Regions from separate parts of the Homo sapiens genome. Here regions 1, 2 and 3 are each linked to region 4. A link is a contact called in ENCODE Hi-C or POLR2A ChIA-PET data. All regions are on one chromosome and are shown on one strand. Each heading gives the region's core, a stretch centred on a gene start or an enhancer-like site at or near the end of the contact. The rest is flanking DNA. Distances are from core to core; before and after follow the strand shown.

Region 1 (3,351 bases), core at 5-2,504, 560 kb after region 4:
ATTTGGGCACTACAGCAACACCTAGGCAGCTAGAGCTGGCGTGAAGGCGGCTGAGACACTCAGGAGACTCCTCACCTGCACCGGGGCTATTCCCTCACTCCTTCACTTAGTAGCCAAATGATATAATTAGACACTGACAGTTTCTGGCTTGTCCAGTGAGCCCTAGGGAAGGAAGGAGAAGACCCGGGTGCTGTTGGAGGCAGGAGGTTGGATAGGGTGACCCCTACACCCCGACCCCCCTATGATCTCCATTTCCTTCATTCCAGGCTCTTCTCCAAGTGGCAAAGAACCTCTTCACCCACCTGGGTGAGTGCACTGTTCTCTCTGCCTGGCTGTGTGTGGGCATGGGGGCTGGCATTTGCAGAGGAGAGGCGGGAGGTCTTGGCAGCCTGGTCTCACCCTGCCTGGTCTTCTCCCTTCCCCAGATGACGTCTCTGTCCTGCTCCAGGAGATCATCACGGAGGCCAGAAACCTCAGCAACGCAGAGATGTGAGTGACTCTACCCAGGGGACAGGGCGAGAGAGGCTGTGGCCTTCAGTCCCCATCATCTCCTTTCCTGCCCCACCCACTTCCCTTTCTCTGCCTTCTGCGGGACTTCATCACCTTTTGAGGGATCCTTTATTTCATGCCTGTCTCCCTCGCTAGACTGTAGGCTCCAATACAGCAGGGACAGGGCTGGCTTTGGATCCTCAGCTCCTATCACAGTGCCTGGCACATAGTAGGTGCTTCCAAAAAAAAAAAAAAACAAAACACTTGAATGGACACGTTTCTGGAGCCAGCCAGCCCTGAGCAGAGTGTCTTACCTTGGAGCACTCCTCCCAGGCCTCGGAAATCCGGCCTTTGCCTCCTTATGGGACGTGAGGGCGATCAGAGGGGGTTGTCAGGCCCCAGAGGACCAAACCCCTCCCTCCACAGCTGCTCTGTGTTCCTGCTGGATCAGAATGAGCTGGTGGCCAAGGTGTTCGACGGGGGCGTGGTGGATGATGAGGTGAGAGGGTGTGGAGGGAGTATGTGGCCCTAGGGGTGTCCGGGAGTCCGCCGGCGGCGCTGGGGAGCGGCCCGAGGTTTAACAGTCCCCTCTGTGGCCGGGTCACTAACTTCTTCCTCTCGACTCCATCTCTGCTCCGGCAGAGCTATGAGATCCGCATCCCGGCCGATCAGGGCATCGCGGGACACGTGGCGACCACGGGCCAGATCCTGAACATCCCTGACGCATATGCCCATCCGCTTTTCTACCGCGGCGTGGACGACAGCACCGGCTTCCGCACGCGCAACATCCTCTGCTTCCCCATCAAGAACGAGAACCAGGGTGCGCGTGGCGGCCCGGGCGGAGGGGCGGGGCCTGCGCCGGGCGGGGCGGGTCCGAGCGAGCGGGGGTGGCAACACTTCCCCACCGCCTCCAGCGTCCCGGAGCATAAGGGAGTCGGGTTCCATGCCTGGGACGTACGTAACCTGCGGAAACTGCGAGGGCAGGTCCCGGCCGGATCCCTCCCTCCAACCGATCCCTCCCTCCACCGGTGGTTCCTTGCCCCTCTCCCTTCCCCAGAGGTCATCGGTGTGGCCGAGCTGGTGAACAAGATCAATGGGCCATGGTTCAGCAAGTTCGACGAGGACCTGGCGACGGCCTTCTCCATCTACTGCGGCATCAGCATCGCCCATGTGAGGGCGGGGTTGGGAGTGGGGTGTGGGGTGATAGGGGGCGGGGCCCACGAAGGACCCTCGGTTCTCCTCCTCCGACTGACTCTCCTTGTGGATTGATCCCTTGGTCTGGCACTCAGAGTCCCGCCGCTGGGGTGCAGCCTTCAGGACACGCTGGCCACCTCTGGGCTCAGTTTCCCATCTAAAAATTGGGCATACGATTTCCTGCCCTGTCCACTCAGCCTCCTGGGACCATGAGAAACTCCCGTTGTCAAAACCTCCTCTCTTCCCTGGAAGCAGTCTCAACCCAAGCCGAGTGCTTTTTTGGAAGTGCTGGGTCTCGGTGTCCAGGCCTACTGGCGCTCTGGCCTGGGAATCCAGCCCCAAGGTCCCTGACATGATCCCCTCCTTGCTTCTCCTTCCCTGCCATGGGCCTTGGGCTCCATCACTGAAGCCTGGATCAGGTGTGGGGGAGTGCAAAGGGCCAGACCAAATGCTGGGAGAACTTGATGAGGAGGAACCGGCGCGGGGTCTGGATGAAAGTGGGGGTGGGGTCTTTACTGTGGACTGGAGCTTGAAGGTTTTGACTGGGGCCAGAATGGGACAGGAAGTGGGGTGTCTTTTTGACCCCTTCATCCCAGTCCTGGGCATTGCTAAATTTTCACAGCCACCTTCCTTGAGCCCCATCTTTCCCTCTTTCCCCTAGTCTCTCCTATACAAAAAAGTGAATGAGGCTCAGTATCGCAGCCACCTGGCCAATGAGATGATGATGTACCACATGAAGGTGAGGCTTGCAGAGACCTCTGGTCCTCCTCCCAGATTCCCCGGGGACCCAGGGCCAGGCAGGGCTTCCTGATCAATCTCTACTGAGGATGAGAGGATAGGCCCAGAGCCACAGCAGGCCTCCTGCCCTCCTTAGGGGCAGCTCCCACCCCTGCTTAGAGACCTCTCCTCCAAGCTGCTTCTGAGCTCAGTCCCAAGGCTGGAAGTAGCCAGAGGAACCAGCCCAGGGAGTAATTGGTTCAGCCAGGTATTCCCCATGTTCAGGGAATAATTCCCATCTTGGGAATTACTGAGGGCTAGGAAGCTCACCCAGGACCCGTCCCCATGGCTTCCCTAGGTACAATGCCCATGCAGCCCTGGGCAGTCTTAATTGCTGATAATCTATCCCATTCCCTACCCTGGGTCACAAAAGCTGGCTTAGTTCCATGTATATGGTAGTCGCTGTTCATTTGGACATTTCCTCTCACCTGTGTCCAAACCAGAGAGGCCCAGACCTTGTGAGTTGGATCAAAACTGTAGTAGGAAGAGTTAAGGTTAGAGAGTAGAAAGGTCTCCACAAAAGGAGGACTGCTACAGTTACTGTGTATGAAATGCTGCCATGGTTAGGGGGTGTCATGAAGGGGTGTTGTCGATCTTTGCCAAGGTTATGCTGTTACAGATAAAGGGTGGTCACCTGCAGGGAGGCGCGCGGGGTGGGCTGCAGGGCTGTGAGGGGAGGGTGGTGATTTCCTGCCCAGTTACAGTCCACAGCGTGGTGGCCCAACTGTGGTACATTCTGGGTGACGGATCCCCCACCTGCCATGGGAATTTGAGGGTGAAGACACCAGATGGGGTGAAGGCTGTCTTCTAATGCTCTGGCTGGTCTCCTCTAGGTCTCCGATGATGAGTATACCAAACTTCTCCATGATGGGATCCAGCCTGTGGCTGCCA
Region 2 (4,538 bases), core at 68-2,567, 840 kb before region 4:
CTTTTCTTTTTTTTTTTCTTTTCTTTCTTTCTCTTTCTTTCTTGTCTTTCTGTCTTTCCTCTCTCTCTCTCTGTCTTTCTTTCCTCTCTTTCTTTCTTTTTTCCTACATGGCAAGATCTCCTCATGGCAGAAATAATCTGCCTTGACTTCTGTTTCCACGCTGCTTCTGCCAGGACCATGCGCTCGGCGTGTTTTTCTTTCCGCTATAATTATCCAGGCCCATCCCAGCTCTGGTCCCCTCAGCTGTTCCCTGGCAGTCCCTTCTGCTGGTGAAAACACATATGGCGCCGGCCTGACCAGGGTGTAAGTGTGTGAATATCAGGAAGATGACTGAACGTCTTTGGGACTCCGTTTCCTCATTGTAAAATGGAGGTTAATACCAGCCTTCTTCTACTCCCCAAACGCACGTGTTTGTCCCGGCCAGAGGGCCCAATTGTTGGCTGTTCACGCGTCAGTTACCCCCACAGGACGGGTCAGCCAATTAAAGGCGAACCAGGCCCGGTCCATCTCCTGACGCCTTTTCTCATCCCAGGGCTGGACAGGCAGCTGGCCTGGGCCCGGCTCTGCCTTGTCACGTGCGGGGGCCGGCCCGTTTGCTTGTCTGTGTGTAGGAGCGTGAGGTCACGCTGGGTGCTCCCGCCCCGCCGGGGCCTTTAGTGTCCTGGTCCCTAAACGCCAGGCCGCTCCACCGGGGGAGAAGGCGCGAACCCCAGCCGAGCCCAACGGCTGTTGTCGGTTGCCGGGCCACCTGTTGCTGCAGTTCTGATTGGTTCCTTCCCCCGACAACGCGGCGGCTGTAACCAATCGACAGCGAGGCCGGTCGCGAGGCCCCAGTCCCGCCCTGCAGGAGCCAGCCGCGCGCTCGCTCGCAGGAGGGTGGGTAGTTTGCCCAGCGTAGGGGGGCTGGGCCCATAAAAGAGGAAGTGCACTTAAGACACGGCCCCGCTGGACGCTGTTAGAAACCGTCCTGGCTGGGAAGGCAAGAGGTGTGTGACTGGACAAGACTTGTTTCTGGCGGTCAGTCTTGCCATCCTCACAGAGGTTGGCGGCCCGAGAGAGTGTGAGGCAGAGGCGGGGAGTGGCAAGGGAGTGACCATCTCGGGGAACGAAGGAGTAAACGCGGTGATGGGACGCACGGAAACGGGAGTGGAGAAAGTCATGGAGAGAACCCTAGGCGGGGCGGTCCCCGCGGAAAGGCGGCTGCTCCAGGGTCTCCGCACCCAAGTAGGAGCTGGCAGGCCCGGCCCCGCCCCGCAGGCCCCACCCCGGGCCCCGCCCCCGAGGCTTAAGCCGCGCCGCCGCCTGCGCGGAGCCCCACTGCGAAGCCCAGCTGCGCGCGCCTTGGGATTGACTGTCCACGCTCGCCCGGCTCGTCCGACGCGCCCTCCGCCAGCCGACAGACACAGCCGCACGCACTGCCGTGTTCTCCCTGCGGCTCGGTGAGCCTGGCCCCAGCCCTGCGCCCTTTGCGCCCCCCACGCTTGTTCTGCGTGCGCTGCCCGCTCTTCCATTTACCTTCTCTCCCACCCAAGTTTGTACTCTTTTCTTTCTCTCGGTTTTATTTTTTGTTTTTGTTTGTTTGTTTGAGACAGGCTTTCGCTCTGTCTCCCAGGCTGGAGTGCAGTGGCGCGATCTCGGCTCACTGCAGCCTCCACCTCCCAGGTTCAAGCGATCCGCCTGCCGAGTAGCTGGGATTACAGGCGCCCGCCACCACGCCTGGCTAATTTTTGTGTTTTGTAGAGATGGGGTTTCGCCATGTTGGCCAGGCTGGCCTCGAACTGCTGAGCTCAAGCAATCCGCCCGCCTCGGCCTCACAAAGTCCTAGAATTTTAGGCATGAGCCTCCGGGTCCGGCCTGTGCTAATCCTTTCTGTCCTTGGTTCTTTATTTCTCTTCTCTCTTTTTCTTAGTCCCTTTTGTTCTTTCCCTCTCCCGTTCAGTTGGCTGTCGTTTGAGCCTCCACCTTTTCACTCCCTCCTTTCCACCACGATGCCGAGCCCTGCCTTGGATGGGGACCATCAGCGATGACCACAATGACCTCTCCCTTACCAGGCAGCTCCAGGCAGTGTTCCTGCACCGCCTTTCCCAGGGCTTGGGGGCTTTTTCTAGTGGGCTTTGAGCTGCTCAATCTGGCCTCTGCAGGGCCGGCTCCCAGCCCTTCCAACCTCCTCACAGCCCGACCTGGGACCTAGCCAATTCCCGGAGAGTCTCTGTCCCATCGTGACCCCCTCACAACTCTCCCACTCACCAAAGTCTGATGACTGTGCTAGGGGGTGCTTATATAGAGTACTGAGTGTTACAAAAGCAGAAGTCTGGATGAGAACCAATTTGTGATATTAAGCAGGTGGGGTGGGGGTGGGGAGTGTACCTAGGTTCATTTTCCGCCCTGCTTTTCCCCTTTCCAGTGTGTGCACTTAACCAGTCCCTGGGCCCTGTTCCCCATCCCCCTCCAAGGCATGGATTGGGTGGGCTTGTGTGTCTTGGGGCAGGTGGCCCTTTCTAAACTCTCTGCCTTTGCTCACCCACAGGACACATAGTATGACCATTAGGTGTTTCGTCTCCCACCCATTTTCTATGGAAAACCAAGGGGATCGGGCCATGATAGCCACTGGCAGCTTTGAAGAACGGGACACCTTTAGAGAAGCTTGATCTTGGAGGCCTCACCGTGAGACCTTACAAAGCCGGGTAAGAGTCCAGTCCAAGGAAGAGGTCTCTTGCTGCCTCCTAACCCTGTGGTCTAGGGGCAGGAGTCAGCAGGGCATTAACAAAAATAATTACCATCCCCACCCCCGACAGTGAAGTGGCTCTTTCCAGTTCACAGAGCACTCTCACACCTCCCCGCTCTCATTCTGGCCCTTCAGCTGACTCGGACAAGCCAAGGATCTTGGTCCCCATTTTATAAAGGAGAAAACTGAGGCCCACGTGTAACAGTGATTGGCCCCAAGTCATCCCGGGAGCCAGCAGAAGAGCTAGGACAGGAACCTATTGTTCTAACTTCATATTGATGCTAGCTTTTGACTATCCCTGAAACCGAGATTGGTAATCAGCCCGGCTCTGAAACTGGTTATTTGCTGGGGACTGTAAAATAGGATTAACTATTTCTAGTCCTGCATTTTAATTGCTGTTAGTAGGGCCATCTTACCCACCCTCTGAAGGACCTGACTTGGCAAGCCCAAGGCAACATTCAGAATATGGCAGCTGAACCTCTGTGCACTTGTCTTTGGGCAGCAGCTGGGTCTTATTCTTCTCTGGCCTTCACAACATCCTGCAACCCAGCTCAAGGTCAGGAATGTGACAGACTCATGTCATCATATCTCTGATGCCCAGAGAAGGGATACCATTTGCCTGAGCCTTCTCAGTACTGTTTAATCAGCCTGTGAGAACTTTCCTTGTGAAAGGCCCTGTCTGTGCCTGGGGCTGATAAAACAGCAAGAACGAACTGAGGAGCTGGGCAGCAGTGCAAAGCAAATACTACCAGCTTTGGTGCCTGTAAGTGTGGCTCTTACTCATCTCACATGGAAATAAGGGCAGCCACCTTGCAGGGCTGCTCTGAGGATTGAGCTAATACAGTGCCCTGGGCGTTGGGGTGGGGAAAGTTGTGGAGCACCTCCTGGGGGAAGGGGGTGTCAGAGCAGGGAATCTGGGGAGTCCGAGGGCACCTTCATCAACCCAATCTGTCATTTGAGCACCAGTCTTCACTGAGCCTCGTGGGCAAGCTGGAGGGAAACAGGAATAAGGTCAGGCCCTGTTCTATAGGTCCCAGTGTAGTTGCTATGGTGAGTATCTTCATTTCCCTGCTTGCCCCAGCCACCTGGAGTGAGAAGCCCAAGAGGAAGCTGGGTGAGCTGTTTGTTTCCATGGGTCTCTGTGTTCACAGCTGACTCCCTTCACCAGCCAGCCCTTTCACCTGAGCCCCAGCAACAAAGGCAGTCAGGCGGGGCTCAAAGCAGCTGCTCCAATGAAGTCAAAGAAATAAGCTCAGGGGAAGAAGCAGGTCACCCTCCCCCACTAGGGTGCTGGGCTCACTTCCTCCTGGGGCAGTGGAGGAGGGTGTGGTTCCAACTCAGAACAAAATGGGGCTTTTGGTTTACTTTATCACTCTTCACAGCTCTGACCTGGACCCCTCATCCCTGCCTGTCTTGTGGTGTAAGTGCGGATCCCCCTAAGTTGGAGGAAAGGAAACTGGCCCAAACAAAAAGGAGAGCAGTTTTCTCTGCATCACATGGTAGGCCAGGAGGAGTCTAATGCCCCAGAGTTTACTCTCAGCCCCCAAAATCACCTAGCTAAATGTTACCTTATCTAAGAAGTCCTTAGGTTTTTTGGGGTTTGTTTTTTTTTTTTTTGAGACAAGGTCTCACTCTCTCACCCAGACTGGAGCACAGTGGCACAATCACAGCTCACTGCAGCCTCAACCTCCTGGGCTCAAGCAATCGTCCCAAGTAGCTGGGACTATAGGCCTGCACCACCATGTCCAGCTAATTTATTTTTATTTATATTTTTTAGACAGGGTCTCATTATGTTGCCCTGGCTGGTCTTGAA
Region 3 (4,542 bases), core at 2,043-4,542, 920 kb after region 4:
GCTGCACAGGGTTAATGATGTGGCCGGTCCACTTCCACCCTCCTGGTGTTGCCTATTGGGCAGGAATGACCAGAACACCCCCGTCTCCCCACCAGACCTACACAGACTCCACACCCACCACAGGGCAGGGCCTGAGAAGCAACAGGGAGCTCTTTTGTGGCCTCCACAGCTGTCTAAACAGCCCCTCTGGGCTGTGGTACCAGTCTGGGCTCCCCGCCAGAGTAAGAGTCTTCAGAAGCCTGGTTAGCCCATTTGCACACACGGGCAACGTGCTAACACGTGTGTATGCCTCCTGTGTTTATGCTGCTCTCTGGCTCTGCTGGAGTCGGGTATGTCTAGGGCACTTGTGCCGAGGAGTGTGGGGGCATCACCCTAGGCCTTCCCACCAAAGAGGGCCCCCATGGGAGACCTGGGCCTCTAGGAGCCCCAAGCCAAGGAGGGGCAAGAGGGGTGCTGACAGACAGGAGCCGCAGTTGAGCAGGTGGCAGCTGAGCCAGGTGCACAATCAGCGGGGGATGGAAGATCCTCTGCCTCCGCACCTCAGGGCATGCTTCCCCAAGGAGTCACCCAGGAGTCACCCTAGGTGACTCTCCTGGCTGCTTATGCTGGGTGAGTGTCTGTCACCAGGTGTTCCTTTGTAGACTATTACAAACACTATCTGTGTTTATTACAATAGCATACCATTAACTGAATCCTATCTGTGACACGCTGGGTACCCAGTGTCCTATAAATCTTACTTAATTCTCACACTTCTAAACAGATATTATTATCCCCATTCTCCAGCTGAGGAAACAGGCTCAAAGAATAAAAGTGATTTTCCTAAGGCCACAGAGTAAGTAAAAGGTGGAGTTGGGATTTTAAACCATGGCAGAAGCCAGGGCCAGTATCCTAGCTTGCTGGTCAGATTGCCTGTGCCTGCTGGGGCAGGGGCGTGTCTTGCATGTTATCCATGAACACCCGGAATGTATACAGGTAAGCAAGTATGTGTGTATTTGGCAAATCTAAGATATTGCCCACGTCTGATCGCCCACGTCTGATCCTTACCCCCAGGCTCTTGAGATGCGGGGAAGAGCCAGAGTCAGCTGGCAAACCTGAAGCCCCCACTCACAGACAGACCCCTCACCCCATTCACAGCCTCCCTTGGCAATGAGGCCAGGATTCTCCCCCTCCTGGGACAATAATGTTCCTCACCCAGACACAGGCCCCAGCTGTCCCCCTCCCACTCAACAGCTGACCCAGCACCTGCCTCCCTCCCCAGCCTAATTAGGGGGTATGCCTCAGAGGGGGCTGGGAAGCAGGACTTGGGGATATTCATCTGCCTAGTCTGTCCCTCCTTAGTCTCCCCCTACTGGGCCTCAGACTTGAGGCCTAAGCTAAGACTTATAGGGCCCCTTCCTTGTTGGGTCAATTGCCTAGGCTAGAGTTTTTCAACCTCCATACCACTGACATTTTGGATTGCACAGTTCTTTGTTGTGGGGGACTCTCTTGTGCACTGTAGAATGTTTAGCAGTATCCCCGGCTTCTACCCACTAGATGTCAATAGCACCATCCCAGTTGTGACAATTAAAAATGTCTCCCCAGCTGGGCGAGGTGGCTCCACCTGTAATCCTAGCACTTTGAGAGGCCGGGGCAGGTGGATCACTTGAGGTCAGGAGTTCAAGACCAGCCTGGCCAATATGGTGAAACCCCATCTCTACTAAAAATACAAAAATTAGCTGGGCTTGGTGGCGAGCGCCTGTAATCCCAGCTACTGGCGAGGCAGAGGCAGAAGAATCACTTGAATCCAGGAGGCGGAGGTTGCAGTGAGCCGAGATTGCACTACTGCACTCCAGCCTGGGCAACAGAGCGAGACTCTTTCTCAAAAAAAAAAAAAAAAAAAAAGGTCTCCCCTGGTCTAGGCTAATGTGCGCCCCGACCAAAGATGTCAGGAGAACAAAGGGGTAAGGAAGGTACAGTGGGACAGGAGTTTGGGAGGGGGTTCACAGAGCTAAGAAAGATCTAAATAAAGATCTAAATAACTGATCTAAATAAAGCAGCCCCCACAGATTCCCACTCACTGGGCCCACAGAAGCCAACTCAATGTCAGACTGCAGGGCAGGAGGTACAAAGCCGCTAGAAGGCTGCAAAACCAAGAGTGCTAACTCACCCCAGCACCACTACCAACCACACTGGGCTGAAAGGCACAGCCACAGGACCTGGCCCACTCAGAGAAGCACCAAGTCTGGCTCTGCTCTCACTCAGCACTCATAGCTCAGGGCTAGGGCAGCCAGGTAACCAGGGCTCAAGCCCAGAGCCAGGGCTCAAACACTCACTCATTGGTTCAGAAATAATGGCAAGGTCCCATACAGCCTCAGCCTCTGCTTCCCCAAGCCTTCCTCTCTACACCACCCATCACCGCCCCCACCACCCATACACGGCCAGGCAGAACCCCAAAGCACCGAAAGGGGCCCTAAGGAAGCTGCCAGGCATCCCCACACACCCCGTCAGTCCCTCTGCCCCGACTCCCTCTCCTGCTCACCACTCAGTCCCTATCCAAACGGGACTGCACACAACGTGGAATGCACATCCTCTCCCCTGCTCCCTTCTACCTGGAGGATGCCTGAAGGGGTCTGCCGGGGAATGCCCGAATTTTTCGTCATCACAGTCACACTGGGCCACAGAACCCCATATTCTCTACCCTCAAGGCTCCTGAAAGTGCCCCCAGACACACAGCAGGAAGTGCCCCTGCGTCCCTCCTCAGACCCAGGAGAAAGCCAAGGCTCCCACTCTGGGGGGTGGAGGCGGGTCTGGCGTCCCACCGCCCCAGAAACCCTCACCCGGGCCCTTTCCACACCCGGCCGTGCCCGCGCTCCCGGTCCACGCCAGCCCGCAAGGAGCCCCCGCCCCACTCACAGGACGCAGAGCGCGAAGGCCCCCGCCACGCTCTCGCTGTCTCGGACCAGGAAGCTGCCATCGCGGCCCGCCCGGGCCAGCAGCTCCTCCGCGGCCGCCCGGCTCAGGTCGCGGTGGTACCAGGAGGGGGCCTGGCTGCCCAGGGCGCCCCCCGGGCCCGGCGCCCCGCAGGCCGAGGCCATGGCCCGCGCAGGGCTCAGCACCGCCCGCCCCCGCCGCCCCGCGCCATCCGCCCCGAGACGCTCAGGGCTGAGGCTGGGGCCGGGCCCGGGGCCCGGGCTTGAGGATCCGTGGGCCGGACAGAGCCGGGGATCGGGACTCAGCACTCCGCCGCGCAGGCCGCCTCGTTCACCGCGCAGCCGCCGCTGCCTGCAGCGCCGGCCTCAACTTGAAGAGAAAGAAAAGTTTGTTCAGAGGCGGCGGGGGAGGGGCAGGAGCGGAGCGCAGGGCCGGCTGCCGCCCCCTCCCCCTCCGCTCGGCCCGCAGCCCGGGCCGCCCCTGCCCCCAGCTCCTCCTGCGGGGACGGTGCCCCCACCTTCCCGAAGGGCCCGGGACCTCCCAGACCCCACAATGATCCTGCCCCCATCATTCACCCGAGGAGATCCAGTCCCCAAATCCCCATCGAAATCCGAGTCCCCCCATCCTGGCCCCGACACTTCGGGATCCAGGCACCCCCTGGAGAATTCAGCGCTTCTCAGTTCTCCCAATGATATGACCCCTAAGCCCCATAAAGGTCTGATTCCACTCCATGGCTCTTCCTCTCGTCCCCCTTACAGCTTGGCTGCATCGAGTTCCCCAAACCTGCGAAGGATCCAGGACCACCCCCTACCCATCCTCTTCCCTCCACCCAAGCGGGCGGGGCCCCCAACTCCTGCGAAATGCAGCCCCCTCTTAGATCTGAACCCCCAACTCCACGGGAACCGTCCCCCGGCAAAGCCTGCGGGGAGATTCCCTGGCTAACCAGGCTTCTGAAGATTCTTACTCTGGCGGGGGGCCCAGACGAGGTGCGACGTTCTCGAGCCTCTCACGCAGCCCCTCCCAGCCCCGCAGAGCCCTTCCCCCTCTCGGCCAAGTTCCCCAGCACCACCCCCCACACCCGCAGGCCGGGCCTTGAGGGGGTTCAGCAGTCCGAAGCCAGGAGGATCCCTGGCCCGTCTAGTAGAAAGTTCCCTCCCGGGATCCCGGCCGCCGCACGCAGACCCCCACCTCCCGGGCTGCTCCGGCGCCCCCTTCCCCGGACAGCGGCCCTGGGCTCCAGGCGGCCACTTAAGATGGCCATCCGCGCGCGCCCCCGCCCTCCGCGCCGCCCGCCCCGCCCCGCGCCGCCCCGGGGAGCCGGGGGCAGCACCGCGCCTCGCCTCACCCCGCCCCGCGCCTCGGTCCCGGAGCCGCTGGCCCACTGGGTGACCTCGGGCAAGTCGCGGCGCGGGGTTGAGCGTCGGCTTCCCGCTCTGGAAAATGGGGATCCTGTGGCGAGGGCCGGCTCTGGGGGCCGAGCTCGTACCGCGCTCGGCACCGGGCCTGGCGCCCAGCCCGCGCTCCCGAACGGCGGCTATTTTTATTATTAATTAAGGAGAAACGAAGGTGACAGCTGTGTAAACTGTAAAGCGCGGCTGCGGAACGAACGGGTATTATTAGCACTCGCCCCCG
Region 4 (4,595 bases), core at 1,475-3,974:
GATGCCCTCCTATATGCATAAACGAAATCCCCAGGGTCTGACTTCTTCTGTGAAGAGCCTCCTAAGTTCTAGGCTCACTCACTTATCTTATTCTGCAGGCCAGCACCAAGGCCCAGAGAAGACCCACTAGATCCATGGTAGAGGCTGGATCCCATGTCTCCCAACATCCAGCACCATTATACCCCAGTGCTCACTTCCTAAGAAGAGAGGTGAAGGGAGGATAATCTCTGGGCCAGACCAGTTGCACCCAAGACTAGGATTCAGCAAATCTTTGTTAAGCACTTGTTATGTGCATGACACTGCATCCGGGCCAAGTACTGTGTTACTCCTCTTCCACTAGCCCAGTGTCATTCAAGGAATGGTTGGTCTGGAACTCAGTCTTGGCGAAGGCTGATTCTATCTTGCTCATCTCTAGAACCCCAGTGCCTGGCACAGGCTTGGAACAAAGCAGGACTTTAGCAAGTATTTTTTGAATGAATGATGAATCAATAAGCACTTATTTTATTTTTTATTTTTTATTTTTTTTTGAGACGGAGTTTCGTTCTGTCCCCCAGGCTGGAGTGCAGTGGTGCCATCTCTGCTCACTGCAAGCTCCACCTCCCGGGTTCACGCTATTCTCCTGCCTCAGCCTCCTGAGTAGCTGGGACTACAGGCACCCGCCATCACGTCTGGCTAATTTTTTGTATTTTTAGTAGAGACGGGGTTTCACCGTGTTAGCCAGGATGGCCTCGATCTCTTGACCTTGTGATCTGGCCACCTCGGCCTCCCAAAGTGCTGGGATTACAGGCGTGAGCCACCGCGCCTGGCCTCAATAAGCACTTATTAAGCACTACATGCCAGGCCCTGTGGTAGGAGAAATTCTATTTAATACAGTAAGCCTATGAGGCTAGCATTATACCTCCATTTTACAAGTGAGGAAACAAGGCTGAAATAAGTGAATTGACTAGCTCAACGCTTCACAATAAATTGGTGGTGGAGCTGAGACTGGAGCCCAGCCTACGCTACCTATGGCCTGGGCTCTAGCTGCCACCCCGCAGCTGTCAGGGCCCTGGGCCTCCATCCACCTGTCCCCTTGCCCCAGGCCTTCCCTGATTTGATTAAGGATTCTGGTGAAGGGCTAACTTTTGAAGCCAGAAAAAGCAAGACTAGTCTCCTAGTTCATACACAGCTCTAGATTAATCTTATTCAAAACACAGCTCTGTCACTTTTCTGTACAAGAATCTAGTCTAACTCAATGTAAACAACCTGGGTTGAAGTTCCACCTTTTCAATTTCTGGTCATGTGGTCATCTGGGAAGTTACTCGTCTATCCAGGCCTCATTCACCTTCCTCTTAGGCCTGACTGCACTTCTGAGAACAGCTGTCTGGGATCTCAACTTCTGAAAAAACGGTGGAGTAATCCAGCTCAGCCTCCACACAGCCCCGTGACTCAAAAAAAAAAAAAAAACCTCCCTGGGCATGGGGAAGAGGTATTCCTCTTCTGAGGACCCCAAGGGAGGTCGATAAACTCCCCCGTAGATGGTCTGAACAGAGCAGGAAGGTTCATGTGTGGTGGTGGGGTGCACTGCTTAGATAAGCACCCTCACTGGCAGATAAGGAAGCCGAGCTCACCTAGCCTGTTAAGGAGCAGGCAAAGTGGACTGGCACCCAGAGATCCTGACTCCCAGACAAGGGCTTCCTCTATGGCCTCTCCTGCCTCTTCTACTTTTCCTCGTGCTTATTATCCTGCACCTGTTTCTTTTTTAAAATAACCCATAGAACACTTCCTGACGCAGATTCTAGTCCTGCTGTGTAACCTTTAGAAAGGCTTCCCTCTATGGGCACTTGCCTCCCCGTCTGTGAAACGGGGGCCTCGGCCTTAACGTTCTCTTGGCTCCCTCTCAGCGGAGTCAGTGATGTTTGACTTGAATGCCCTGCAGTAGAGTGCCGCCGTTTCCTTTGCAGAGCAACTGCCTTTCCGCCCTACAATCGCAATGGCCTGGCACCTGCGGCCAGCCGCAAAGCGACTTGTCCTTGCTCGCCTCTCTCGCGCACATCTAGCTGGTAGGGAGAGTAGGGTGTTGAGGGGCTGAGAGGAAGAAAACGCCGGAATTCTCGTATCCCACAGGCATGCTGCGCCCCCCTCCCCACTGCAAACGTTTCCCTGCGAGCGTCGTCCCCCGCGCCCCCCGACACACACACACACACACACACACACACACACACACACACACACACACACACACACACACGCAAAGGCAGGCAGGAGGCGGGGGCGGCCTGTGCGCGTGCGTCGGCGCGGAGCCCTCTCCCGCCCACGTGCGCGCCCCCGAGCGGAGACGCGCGCGCCGGGGCGAGCTGGCGGGAAAGCGCGCGGGAAGCCCCCGGCTGGCTCCCAGCGTGGGGGAGGGAGGGCAGGAGGCGTCTGGAACGTGCCACTCTCGGAGAGAAAGGGGGGATTTTCGCGTGGCGCTGGCGTTTCTACACCTCCCACCCACCGACCAATCCGTTAGCTTCCCCCTTCCCCTGCCGCGGTACGAAGCCCCGTGCCGTGGCCTAGCTCCCTCCTGGCAGCCCGGACCGGCCCCTCGAACCCCGCTCTGGACAGAGCGGTTCCCTCAGCATCCGGAGCGGGGCGCTGCGCCGCGCGGCGAGGCCGGAAATTCCCGCGGCCTGAGTGGTGGAGCCCTAGCGGGGAGAGCGGCGCCACCTTCCTCCTCCCGGGCGGGCGGGGGCGTTAGGCCCAGCGAGGGCCGGGCCGCCTGAGTGGGTGGGGTGGGGGCCGCTGCGTCCGCCGGGAGCGGCGGCGCAGGCGGCCGACCGGGAGCGCGGACAACGCGGCTGCGGCTAACCCGCCGCCCGGCCGGCTGAGACCCTCGCGCCCCTGCTCCTGGGGCCCCCGCCCCCTCGCCGTCTCCGCCTCCTTCCTCACACACCCCCGGGCCGCCCGGGCCGCCCGGGCCCCAAGCCTTCCCGGTGCTCCTCCCTCGTCTCCTCACACTCGCTCTCTGGCTGGGGTCCGCCTGCCGCCCGCTGGCCTGCTCCCTCCGGGGCAAGTCTTGCTTCTTAAGCGCTCCTTTCACACACGCGCGCGCTCGCTGGGCCGTCCCCTCCTCTCCGGCCCTCCTCCTCCTCCTGGTCCTTGCTAACGCTGCCGTCGGGGAGGATTGATGTCCCTTCAGCATCATGCAGCCGCCGCCGAGGAAGGTAAGGGCGCAGCTGGGGGGCTTTGGGGTTCGGAGAGATGCGTACGCGGAACGCGGCTGGGGCGACCGCTGCGCCCCTTCCCCCTCCCGCAAGGGGCCGTGACCGCCCTCGTCTTGGGCTTGTCACCGACTTGCCGCCGGCTCCAGGTGGGGGGCGCGCGTGTGAGTTGCCTTTCCGACAGAGGGGCCGCCGGGGCTCGTCCGTCCTCTAACGCAGGAGACCCCCAGACATTTCACAAGAGTTTCGGGTGTGCATTTGTGTGTGTGCGCGCGCATGGCAATGCTGCCCGCTGCAAAGTGCATTCTCGGGGCTGCACCGAGGGGGAGGCGGGGACGCCCCTGCAGCTTTGCAGAGCCTTGTGCGTGTGTGATTGTTTAGTCTGCACCAGCTTTGAGCCCTCCAGCCGCTTGTCGCCAGCCCCGCCCGTTTGCAAATTTGCGGGGGATTTGTTTCTAGCCTAGCCTTAGGGTTTGGCCTGCTTTTCCCACGGGGCGGCCGAAAAGAAGTTGGAATAGTCACCGCCTCCCCACCCCAAGGGAAAACAAATTAAGGATTGACGGGTCCTGCCTCGTCCCCGGCTGAGGGGCGAGGAGGCTGTCGTGCTGTCTTCAGAAAAGCGAGGACCGGGCCCGGGAGGTGCGTGGGGTGTGCACTGCGATCCGGGGTTGGATGACCAGGGTGGGAGTGACGGATGCACCCGGCTTGTCATCAGTCTCCCCGCTGCGCCCTTCCCCAGCTTTCCCAGGGGCCGAGGCTGTGTCCTTGTCTTTTTAATCCTACAGATGGATACTGAATGTCTACTCTGGGCACTGGGTGGATGAGGCCGTTCTGTCCTCCCCTCGTGGGCAAACATTTGCCTAACGCCTAACTCACCCGTGTCTGCTGCCGCTGCTTTCTCTCTTTCCTAATCCGGGTTTCTCCATTTAAGTGAGTCCTTTTCTTTCGAACATGTACCCCCACCCCTCCGGGTGGTCCCACTGCTGAGGCCGAGATTCCAGACTGACCGTTAACTTCGAACCCTGGGGCCCCGGCCTGGCGGGCGAGGCTCTCTGGCCAGCAGGCATTTGCTGTTCTCCGCTGTTTGAAGTGGAGCCTCCACGGGGATCGGCTTCCCGGGGTAGTTTAAAAGCACTGCATATGCTGGAAGGTCACTTTTGCTTTCTCCTTTGTGAGAAAGAGATTGTGATTTGATGCGCTGTCAGCAAGTCGAGGGCATCATTCTGAGACAGTGTGCTTTTTCGCAGCCATTATGGAGTAATTTATGTAGTCGATTCAGGCATATTATCATGATTGTGTAAATATTGGTCATTGGGTATCAGGCACTCTTAGGCTCCCAGCCCCCATCCACACTCTGCTCACCTCTCCTGGTGGTTAATGTCTTTGAATCTTTTTTAGAAATAGAAGACAGGC

Evidence for each region. Hi-C counts contacts between places; a loop is a spot of excess contacts on that map. ChIA-PET counts read pairs that join two places held with the same protein, here RNA polymerase II (POLR2A). Pooled maps may share reads with other maps.
Region 1: a loop to region 4 is called in a pooled map, with 4 times the contacts of the local background. The contact joins the promoter of PDE2A-AS2 here to the promoter of FCHSD2 in region 4. A Hi-C loop is called at or near these places in 1 of 50 pooled maps. POLR2A ChIA-PET finds 5 or more read pairs at or near these places in 2 of 52 experiments (A673 and T-cell).
Region 2: a loop to region 4 is called in a pooled map, with 5 times the contacts of the local background. The contact joins the promoter of UCP2 here to the promoter of FCHSD2 in region 4. A Hi-C loop is called at or near these places in 1 of 168 maps with a recorded cell type or tissue (OCI-LY7), 7 of 37 single-sample maps with no recorded cell type and 10 of 50 pooled maps. POLR2A ChIA-PET finds 5 or more read pairs at or near these places in 2 of 52 experiments (GM12878 and K562).
Region 3: a map of gastrocnemius medialis shows a loop between it and region 4 (26-fold over the local background). The contact joins the promoter of INPPL1 here to the promoter of FCHSD2 in region 4. A Hi-C loop is called at or near these places in 4 of 168 maps with a recorded cell type or tissue (CD4-positive, alpha-beta T cell, OCI-LY7, gastrocnemius medialis and 1 more), 2 of 37 single-sample maps with no recorded cell type and 12 of 50 pooled maps.

Annotation. Positions count from the first base shown.
Region 1 is chr11:72,582,509-72,585,859 of GRCh38, reverse strand. It overlaps PDE2A-AS2 (PDE2A antisense RNA 2), which reads right to left and starts at 1,254. Exons shown (of 2, transcript XR_001748291.2): 1 at 804-1,254. PDE2A (phosphodiesterase 2A) reads left to right here. Exons shown (of 31, transcript NM_002599.5): 15 at 267-306; 16 at 426-489; 17 at 916-988; 18 at 1,132-1,309; 19 at 1,547-1,659; 20 at 2,345-2,422; 21 at 3,294-3,351. RefSeq lists silencers at 1-83, 1,314-1,423 and enhancers at 526-1,047, 1,048-1,571.
Region 2 is chr11:73,979,622-73,984,159 of GRCh38, reverse strand. It overlaps UCP2 (uncoupling protein 2), which reads left to right and starts at 1,317. Exons shown (of 8, transcript NM_003355.3): 1 at 1,317-1,439; 2 at 2,528-2,684. RefSeq lists enhancers at 1-480, 3,732-3,791 and silencers at 737-896, 1,197-1,406.
Region 3 is chr11:72,223,517-72,228,058 of GRCh38, reverse strand. INPPL1 (inositol polyphosphate phosphatase like 1) reads right to left here and starts at 3,292. Exons shown (of 28, transcript NM_001567.4): 1 at 2,893-3,292. The coding sequence starts at 3,074. RefSeq lists an enhancer at 1,042-1,401 and silencers at 2,807-3,016, 3,027-3,386, 3,937-4,336.
Region 4 is chr11:73,140,447-73,145,041 of GRCh38, reverse strand. FCHSD2 (FCH and double SH3 domains 2) reads left to right here and starts at 2,724. Exons shown (of 20, transcript NM_014824.3): 1 at 2,724-3,185. The coding sequence starts at 3,165. RefSeq lists enhancers at 1,576-1,715, 1,796-1,905, 3,776-4,005, 3,505-4,126, 4,226-4,275 and 1 more and silencers at 2,136-2,515, 2,676-3,055, 3,456-3,595.